Regions from separate parts of the Homo sapiens genome. Here region 2 is linked to region 1. Evidence: chromatin loops called from intact Hi-C (ENCODE). Cell type or tissue: GM12878. All regions are shown on one strand. Each heading gives the region's core, and the rest is flanking DNA. Links, peaks and the distances in the headings are about the cores only.

Region 1 (5,385 bases), core at 110-5,109:
GGTCTAACATTTAAGTCTTTAATCCATCTTGAATTAATTTTTGTATAAGGTGTAAGGAAGGGATCCAGTTTCAGCTTTCTACATATGGCTAGCCAGTTTTCCCAGCACCATTTATTAAATAGGGAATCCTTTCCCCATTGCTTGTTTTTGTCAGGTTTGTCAAAGATCAGATGGTTGCAGATGTGTGATATTATTTCTGAGGGTTCTGTTCTGTTCCATTGGTCTATATCTCTGTTTTGGTACCAATTAAAACATTTTTTGACCATTTAAAACATTTTTAATTTTTAATTTTTTAGAGATGGGGTCTTGCTATATTGCCCAGGCTGGTCCCGAATTCCTGGGCTCAAGTCATCCTCCCGCCTCAACCTCCCAAAGTGCTGGGATTATAGGCATGAGCTGCAGAGCCCGGCCAGTCTTAACCACTTTTAAGTGTATAGTTCAGTAGTGTTACATATATTCACATTGTTGTGCAACTGGTCTCCAGAACCTTCATCTTACAAAACTGCAACTGTATACCCATTAAACAACTTTCCACTTTCCACTCCTGGAAACCACCACTCTAGTTTCTGTTTCTATGAGTTTGACAACTCTAGGCATCTCATATTAGTGGAACCATACAATAAAGCTTTGTTTTAACTTTTCACCCTGAGCCTGGCTTAGACCAAGACTATGGCTAAAATAATTTTACTGCATATAGCTTAGAGCTGAATGAGCCATCCTGTAAGTTATAGCAGAAGACACAAGAGGTCAAGACTGTAGGTGAAAACTAAATGTGATGATCAGGTGGCCCATAGTAACCATGCCTTAGATGTGCTATTAACATCTTCTTGAATCTTTGACCTACGTTTGCAATAGGAAAAGGAGGTCTAGGATAAGCAGAAACTTCAGCTAGAAAGCTTGATGGCCTCACCCAACATCCATGCCCCTACCCCAAATGGAAGAGTTGGGCAGAAGCACTGGTCCCAGAGTGTGCAGAGTTAAGTACTTATTGAGTGCCTAGGGTACACTGGGTTCTTTTTCATATAAGCCATCTGCTTTTAATCCTCATGTTAATATTATAAAGTTGGTTATAATTGTACCTGTTTTATAGACAGGAAACTGGAACTAAGACAGTGACAGTCTTCTTCAGAATGCCAAAGTTAATCAATGACAGAGATGGTATTTGACCTTGATTTCATTCTACCCTTCTTTACTTTCTGTTATGCAGTGGTAGTGGGGGTAATATATTCATGATCCTTGTATCAGGGATGATCAAACTGAGTTAAGTTAGGCTAAGCAATTTTTAAAAAATTACACATTTAGCAGGTGATAGAAATAGGAGTTGAAATCAGGACATTATTAAAAATAAGCTGCAAGCCCTTCCAAGATTTGGGACTATCTTTACACAAAGGTTTGTGGAATTCTAGAAGTTAAAAAAGACATTAGTATGTGAGAAGTCTGCATGTGCAGGAATGATACTGGTGTGGTGACATACAGCAGTGCCTTCTTCAGAGGAAATGAAGGTCATGGGGATCATTTCATGGAAGCCCTTGAATAATCCACCTAAGAATGGGTTCTTAATTTGGTAGGTAATCAGAGGGTTTTGAAGAATCTTGATTGAAGGTGATCAGAGCTTGTGCTTTTAGAAAAATCAATGCATACATTAGAAGGTGAAGCAACTGAATGTAAGCATTCTCTCTGAACATTAAAATTGGAATGACTTTATTGCTTCTCTGTATTCCCTTGACCTTTTCCCAATATCATCTGGGAAACCTTGTGTTATTTAACATTTAATACAAGACTGTTTTTCCCAAAGGCATTTGAGTAGTAAGGCTGAGATCTCAAACTTTTGTATATATACAAAAGAAGACATTTTAATACTAAGTCGGTAAGTCAGAACAGAGAGTTTCAGTGATGAAGACTGAAATGTGAAATTCTACATGTTGTTTCTTAGTTGACTTTTAAATGGATGAAATGATAACTATGTTGCAATGAAGCTTATACAACACACACACACATACACACACACACACACACACACACACACACTTAGGATTCAGAATCATGGGCTATTTTCTTTTACTTTCTTAATATTCTTCTCAGTAACACTAGAGGTCACTCAGACCCTGTCTTTAATTCAGTTTTGCCACGATTCATCTTTATTTAAGCTACATCTGAATTCCTGTTGTGGACTTGTATTTCTCTTTATGAATTATACAGCTCGCCTCTCTTAACCTGCTAATGTTAGTTTGTAACATTCCCTATTACACTGATAGTTTAATTGACTAATTAACTTGTGCTAGTTTGCCAGATACTGGCACAAATGAGATTTTTCTTCATCTCTTCAATGGTGGATGTCAGCAACAGAGAGGCAGGTTGATTGGATGCAGAATGATTCTAATTTCAGAAAAATCAATGCGATAACCTTTGTGTTCAGACTGCATTTCTTCAAACATTTTATGTTCAGTTATATAAAATCAGCTTTAATTTTTGTTTTCAGTCTATTTTTAACTTTTTTGGTTAGTCGTCTGTAGACATACACTCAAAACATTAGTTTATTCTGTGTACTAATTATGTCATCTATATAGTTAACAATCTTTTATTAAATACATACTATATTCAAGAAACTGAGCCAGGCACTGAGAACACAGGGGTGAGTGACGGTAAAAATGACCCAATAGACTTTTGTTCACATTCCCCTAAACTCTAAAATGTTGCAAAGTTGAGAATTGACTTACTTGAGTTCTTGAAGTATAAATTTAGTAAACTCTAGGGAAAAGAGGTGACCATCTTCTTCCATTTCTTATAATTTTCTTTCTCTCTCCTTACTCCTTCCAGCAGGTACACTGGTGGGCACCTGTTCTTGGGTCTTCACATAGCTCGCACCTAAAAGACATCTGTAACTGATTTTTCCAGCCACCTGAACCTGTTGTGACTGCTAGGGTATTGGCCATCAAAGGACTCCCTCAAGCAGAACGTTTTCATACCATTTTCACAAAGTCCTTGATTGATAGAGTTTTATTATGAACATAAGGCTGTTTTCTCAATTGACCAAAAAAAGAGGCAATCTTTGCTTTTCCTTTAGTTTCCTTCGTGAAAATTCCTTGGGAATGTGAAAATCACAACATGGTCGAGAGCAGCAATTCTCAAATTTTAGTGTAATTCAGAATCAGGTGGAGGGCTTTTAAAGGCCCACATTTCTGGGCTGTATCCTCAGAGTTTCTCGCTCAGTAGTTCTGGAACGAAGTCTGAGAATGTGTATTTCTAATAATCTCCTGGGTAGTGCTGAAACTGTTAGTCCTGGGACCCTTGTTTATGAACCACTGGTCTGGAGGATAGAGCACCACACTTGGAGTTGGGAGACAGCTTCTAGGTTTAGTTTTGCCACAAACTAGGTAAAAATGAACAAGTGATCTATCCTTATGTGACATTAATATTTTATTCAAGTTTGCTTATAACTCCATTATGGTCATTTCAAAAAATTGCAACCTAACATTTATGAGAATTGTGTTTTTTTTTCTCATTTCTCCTCCTTATTTTACCCATTTCTTCTGGCTCTAATCTAATTTACTTGGAGTTCCCTGAAGATGCTATACTTTTCCTTGCTATTGTTTATGCTGTGCCCTAGAACCCTCTCTTCCCTTTGATTAACTTATGAACTCCTATTCATCCTTCATGTACCACTTTAACAGTCATAACTGAGAAGCTTTACTTAACTTGTCTCTACCTCCAACTCCTCTTTTTTTTTTTTTTTTTTTTTTTATTGATCATTCTTGGGTGTTTCTCGCAGAGGGGGATTTGGCAGGGTCATAGGACAATAGTGGAGGGAAGGTCAGCAGATAAACAAGTGAACAAAGGTCTCTGGTTTTCCTAGGCAGAGTGTTTGTGTCCCTGGGTACTTGAGATTAGGGAGTGGTGATGACTCTTAACGAGCATGCTGCTTTCAAGCATCTGTTTAACAAAGCACATCTTGCACCGCCCTTAATCCATTTAACCCTGAGTGGACACAGCACATGTTTCAGAGAGCACAGGGTTGGAGGTAAGGTCACAGATCAACAGGATCCCAAGGCAGAAGAATTTTTCTTAGTACAGAACAAAATGAAAAGTCTCCCACGTCTACTTCTTTCTACACAGACACAGCAACCATCCGATTTCTCAATCTTTTCCCCACCTTTCCCCCTTTTCTATTCCACAAAACCGCCACTGTCATCATGGCCCGTTTTCAATGAGCTGTTGGGTACACCTCCCAGACGGGGTGGTGGCCGGGCAGAGGGGCTCCTCACTTCCCAGTAGGGGCGGCCAGGCAGAGGCGCCCCTCACCTCCCGGACGGGGCGGCTGGCCGGGCGGGGGGCTGACCCCCCCACCTCCCTCCCGGACGGGGCAGCTGGCCGGGTGGGGGGCTGACCCCCCCACCTCCCTCCCGGACGGGCGGCTGGCCGGGCGGGAGGCTGACCCCCCACCTCCTTCCCGGACGGGGTGGCTGCCGGGCGGAGACGCTCCTCACTTCCCAGATGGGGTGGCAGCCGGGCGGAGGGGCTCCTCACTTCTCAGACGGGGCGGCTGCCGGGCGGAGGGTCTCCTCACTTCTCAGACGGGGCGGCCGGGCAGAGACTCTCCTCACCTCCCAGACGGGGTTGCGGCCGGGCCGAGGCGCTCCTCACATCCCAGATGGGGCGGCGGGGCTGAGGCGCTCCCCACATCTCAGACGATGGGCAGCCGGGCAGAGACGCTCCTCACTTCCTAGATGGGATGGCGACCAGGAAGAGGCGCTCCTCACTTCCTAGGTGGGATGGTGGCCGGGCAGAGAGGCTCCTCACTTTCCAGACTGGGCAGCCAGGCAGAGACGCTCCTCACTTCCCAGACGGGGTGGCGGCCGGGCAGAGGCTGCAATTTCGGGGCTTTGGGGGGCCAAGGCAGGCGGCTGGGAGGTGGAGGTTGTAGCGAGCCGAGATCACGCCACTGCACTCCAGCCTGGGCACCATTGAGCACTGAGTTAATGAGACTCTGTCTGCAATCCCGGCACCTTGGGAGGCCGAGGCTGGCGGATCACTCGCGGTTAGGAGCTGGAGACCAGCCCGGCCAACACAGCGAAACCCCGTCTCCACCAAAAAAAATACGAAAATCAGTCAGGTGTGGCGGCGCACGCCTGCAATCGCAGGCACTCGGCAGGCTGAGGCAGGAGAATCAGGCAGGGAGGTTGCAGTGAGCCGAGATGGCAGCAGCACAGTCCAGCTTCGGCTCCGCATGAGAGGGAGACCGTGGAGGGAGAGGCAGAGGGAGAGGAGGGAGAGGGGGAGGGGGAGAGGGAGAGGAGGGAGAGTCCAGCTCCTCTTAATAAAGCTCATTATTCCTTTTAAAGTCTTCTCATGTTACCTTGAACATAATATCTATCGTATTAATATAGG
Region 2 (5,385 bases), core at 315-5,314, 200 kb after region 1:
GGGCTCTCAGGGGAGCAGAAGTTTGGAATCAAACAAGCATCTATGCTAATAATACTTAAAAAGCATTTAAGGAAACCATTAATCAGAATCAGGATGTTTCTAAAGTGGTGTTTGTCAGCTGAGACATTTAGACTTGTTCTAGAGACAAAGAAGAATGAGGTTAAATTAATCAAGTAATAACCAAACTTTTGCTTTGGTAAGGAAATTAAACACTCAATCTGCAAATCAGATGAAGGGTCCTTGTAGAGCTGGATCTATATGGCACTGGAAAAGTATTTCAGAGAGGAATAACAACATGTGGCTTCATAGAATATTGAATCCTATTGAAGACTTTCCTCTTTTTTGGTAAGAGCAAGGCGGTGAGTTTTTCTCAAAACAAATTTTGCTCAATTTAAAAGGCATGCTATTCTGAGATTATATCATATTGTATCTCTATCTATACAATCTATTATCCGTGAATCATCTGTCTATCCCAAAATGTGGAGGGAAGTCTAGATCATTCTCATCTGACTTTGCAACTTAACTGGTCTTTGAAATTCCCATTCTGGGTACCAGTGATGTAGAGCAAAGACTTCAAGGATGACCTTGTAGCTCTGACTGTTAATTGGTTAGATAAGCTTCTTAGTCTCTTTTGAGAAATACAAATACAATTCTAAATGCCCCCCTCCCCAACTGACTGAATGGATCATCTCTTGGCCAAGGGGACTGTGAGAGAAACCCTGGAAGCTGAGTTCTCAGCCATAATGGGGTGAGAGGTCGGACTTGCCTGGTTATACCCTCTCCCTCATTACACCACCATTAGGCTTTCTTTTTAAAGCCTAAACAGAAACCATCCCTTTCAAAGCACTCCACTGCTGATTTCAGCCAACCGCCTGATTGCTGCCCTTCCCTTTTGTGGCTTTGGCATAACCACTGACCAGCTTTTCTTCCTGATAAGACTGAGTGGTTCTTGCCAGTTTGCAAAGGATGCATATTGAGAGTTTTGGTGTCCTCTGCTTCACCTTTTGACATGAGAGGGCTGAAAACTCCACCCTTGGATTATACTAATATGGCCATTCTTTGAACATGGGTCCCATGGAGAGGCATGAAGCTCAACTGTGCATGTGTGTGTTTCTCCTTTCATAAATATTCATGCTCTTCCAATAGCTGTTAGATATGTATATTTGGCCACCTCGTTCAGCATAAATTCCTGTCTTATTCTTCCTACCTTAAAAGTGTCTGTTTTCATCTTCTGTCCAGAGGCTACACTCCCCAACCTGTTGGAAGGGCCACCCTGCAGGCTGCAACACTTTATGAGAAATAAAGCTCTGCTTTCCAAATTCATGAACCTCATCATTCTTCAGTCAACACTTTCTCTAACTAAAACTCAGTTTCTCATCAGAGATTTATTTCAGTGATGAAGATGATCTGGTCCAGTGCTAAACACAGTGTGGTCTGAGGACCTGAAGCATCAACATCACTTGGGAGTTTGTTAAAGATGCAAAATCTCAAGGTCTATCCCAGACCTGAGTTAAAAATGTGTATTTTAACAAGCTCTCTGGGTGATTTTGATGCGTTCTAAAGATGTGAATTACTAATCTCGCCCACAGATATGATGTTCTTGATTTGTAGCCACAGGATTATTTAATTGCAAATTTTATTCTTGTTAGAGAGATTGGCTGTCCTGCTGAGATATCTATACCCTTTCACTTCCTAACCACAGTAGGTGGATAAATGACACTTTGTGGGTCAGGTTCCTGTAGACATTGGTGCCTTCTGGTTTGGAGGCTCTAAGAGATGAAACATTTCCACTTGGTTGAGAAGGCCTTCACTGTTTTACCCCAAAGACTCAGTAGTTCTTCTTGATGAGAAGAAAAAACTTTACGTGGGCCAGGTGCAGTGGCTCCTGCCTGTAATCCTAGTACTTTGGGAGACCAAGATGGGAAGATTGCTTGAGCTCAGGAGTTCAAGACCAGGCTGGGCAACATAGGGAGACCTGGTCTCTACAAAAAAAATTGAAAATTAGCTGGGTATGGTGGCATGCAGCCATGGTTCCAAATACTCAGGAGGCTCAGGTGGGAGGATTGTTTGAGCTTGGGAGGTGGAGGCTGCAGTGAGCTTTAATTGTACTACTTCACTCCAGCTTGGGTGACAGAGTAAGGCCCTGTCTCAAAAATAAAATAAAATAAATAATAAAAATAAAAAACAAAAGACTTTGTGAAAGAAAGGAAATAATACGGGTAAACTAGGTAAGAATGCAGGTTGTGGAATTATTTTCTGTATTTCTATTACACAAGGTCAATAGCAGCTTCCCTTATTAACCTCCTTGAGCCTTTGTAAATGGTGATAATTATAGGTTTTGTTAATATTAAATGAGATAATTCATGTATAAAACTTATCCTTAGTCTTGGTACACAGTAAGCACTAAATACATGTTATTTGTTCTTAGAGATTAATAGAAACTTTCCTGTAATGGGAATGGGGGCCAGAAGAGGAAAAATGTTGTGTGATTTTCACTCTTACGAATAAAATTGAAAAAAATACATAGGGACATACATTTACCCTATGACCCAGCAATTCCACCTTCTGGTTATTTACCAAAGAGAAACACAACATATGTCCCCAAAGGGCAAGGCTGTTCATAAGAGCTTTATTTTTAAAATTCTAAAACTGAAACAACCAAAATGTTCATCAACAGGTGAATGGACCTACAAATTGTGATATTTTCATACAATAGAATACTAGTCGACCACAAAAATAAATGAACTCCTGATATACACAACAACAGGGATAACTCTCAAAACATGTTGAGCAGAATAAGCTAGACATGAAAGTGTGCATAGTGTATATTCCATGTATATAAAGTTCCAGAACAGGTAAAGCTAAGCTAATGTGATAAAAATCAGAGCAGTGGCTGCCTTGTGGGGAGGGTGGACTATAGAGGGGGCACTGGGAACTTTCTGGAGTGAAGGGAAATATTCCATATATTGATTGGGGTGGTAGTTACAAGGGTATATATGTTGTCTAGATGCATCAAGATGTGTACTTAGAATATGAGCATTGAATTCAATGTAAATATAAGCTCAATAGAAAACAACCCCCAAGAAAATGCACCAGGCCTCCTAGTTCCCATCTCAGAAGTTAATGTGAGATCACAGTCTACAAGAATTTTTTAAGATTTCACAATTTGTAGGAATTCACCATTGTGTCCTCCCAAGTGTAATTCTCCATGATGAATATCAATCCAACCCACAAATGAGAAATAGATCAACAATTCATCACTGGGAGCAAAAAGAATCTGGAGAAACTGGGCCATCTCCAAACCATCTTTAGAAGGAAATTGAGTCTTAGGCATCATTTACTATCTCCAATTTCCAAGGGGAAATTTTGTTATGTTTTATTTTCAAATTCCCTTAGAAATATTTGATTAAAATTAAGAGTGGGTTGCTTTGGATCTATTCCTGTTACAATCCAGTAACTATTGCAATTACACCTATCTTACTGAACACCTTCATCCAGCAAACAGTCAGCAAGCACTAACTGAACGCCTACCACTTGCTCAGTAGAGTCTTTAAAGGGGTAAAAAAAATTGGTGTTAATATGACATTTTATAGCTGGGCAATCCAGGTGGTTAAATAACCTCTCATAACTGAAAATTGCAACACAGAGAGGGCAATTGACTTAATCAAGGTCACTTTTCATGCCTGGGCTTAAATATCCTGAATGCCAATCAAAGAATCTTCTCATGGAATTACACTGGTGTAGTCCTTGCTTTTAGATGATTTATAATCTATTTGCAAGCCAGAGATTAATTAGAACATAAACAAGGAGAAAGGAGAATAGGGAGAAGAGATTGAATGTTTGAGCATCTATTATGTGCCAGACAATTTTCTGTGTTTTAATTCTCTTCACTATCTAAGAAACGAATGCTGCTATTCCCATAATATAGTTGATAAATTTGAGTCTCACAGAGTTTCTATGACTTACCCAAGTTTCCATCAATGGAAAGTGGCAGAACCCAGGAATATCAGGCTCAAATTCTTTACATGATATAACTCCGAATCATTATAAAGCAATCATTTAAGGAAGTGATGTCAGCAAGAAAACACTTAACAGCCCAAACAAATCAGTTACATTTCCTTGTTTTCCGCAAGGAAAACAGGATTTCAAAGCCACTTTGGGATTTCCAGTGTAGAATAGGAATTTGCATGTTCCCAGGGAAGAGAAAGGCAAACTGGGAAGATAGGACGTGAGAGGGGAGCATTCACTATTAGTGACATAGAACTTCTAATCAAGCATTTAATACTTCTGTTTGCCACTCGGTAAAAGGCTTTTCATTTCAATTCACCTTTTAGGTGTTCTATGTCAGGCAATTACTCTACCAGAAAGTTTTCAGGCTAAGAAATTAAATGGGTGGTTCTTAAAGCAACATTCTCTTGAAAGCATAGTTGCAGTGAAGTAGTAACAAACCCGACTAACAAATCAGGTTTTTTTCTTCCCTTGGTACCCAGGGCTTCTTCATTATGGTGAGTGTGCGTTCCTAGTATTTAGGAAAGAAAACCAGAACCTCATACCTATGATCAAGAAAGAACAATCGCCTTGTGATCGAGAAATGAGAAGGTGCTACCTAACTATATCATATTAGATTTGTAGAAGATTAAACCCCCTTTTTGCTGGGTTATTTGCTTAGTTTATGGCATTTGTATAGCTGGTAGATAGGTTACTTGAAGCTCCAGTGGGACCAAAGGACGGAGATTGGGCCCTGGAAGTGCTTAGCAGGAACCTTTGGGGCAGTAGATGGAGTACTCAGCATTAATTGTCTTGGATTGTCTTTGTGGTTGGTCAGATCCACCAGCCTGACCAACCACAAGACAGCACAGCCTCTGGTCATGCAGAGAATCTTCGCATGGTGCTGTTTATGAAGCCTCCGTAACAGTCATTTTATAACATTGTGGTAGGCAGAATTCTAAACACAGCTCTAAGATTCCTGCTCTCTGGTTATGCAATCAAACAAGAATCTGGGTACTGCTGTGAAGGGATTTTGCAGATGGAATTAAGACTTTGTAATCTTAGGTAATCTTAAAATCAGTTGACTTTAAAATAGACTACCCAGGAGTGTCAGGGTGGGCCCGAGGTAATCACATGAGCCCTTGAAAGTCAGTAGGGGCTAGGCGTGGAGGCCCATGCCTGTGATCCCAGTGCTGTGGGAGGCCAAGGTGGGAAGATCATTTGAGCCCAGGAGTTCAAGATCAGCCTGAGCAGCATAGTGGGGCCTTAGCTCTACAAAATAGATTAGCTGGTGTGGTCGCACAAACCTGCAGTCCCAGCTACTTGGGAGGCTGAGGCGGGAGGATTGCTTCAGCCTGGGAGGGTGAGGCTGCAGTGAACCATGATTGCACCACTGCA

What was found. A loop is a pair of places that touch in the nucleus more often than their neighbours do. Peaks named below come from ENCODE experiments on the same cell type or tissue, not always from the same donor. Only the 100,000 strongest peaks of a DNase experiment are listed, where the experiment ranks them.
Region 2: it touches region 1 in a loop (2.2-fold over the local background); 1 of 110 quality-filtered maps calls a loop at or near these places.

The regions. Positions count from the first base shown.
Region 1 is chr16:58,841,797-58,847,181 of GRCh38, forward strand. All of the region lies in intron 2 of LOC107984867 (a long non-coding RNA gene), which reads left to right. Among named protein-coding and RNA genes, the nearest start is that of GOT2, 110 kb to the left of the region's middle. In GM12878, for the core only: no CTCF peak of the experiment used is centred there; a DNase peak (open chromatin) is centred at 2,175.
Region 2 is chr16:59,041,610-59,046,994 of GRCh38, forward strand. No RefSeq gene overlaps it. Among named protein-coding and RNA genes, the nearest start is that of GOT2, 310 kb to the left of the region's middle. In GM12878, for the core only: no CTCF peak of the experiment used is centred there; no DNase peak of the experiment used is centred there.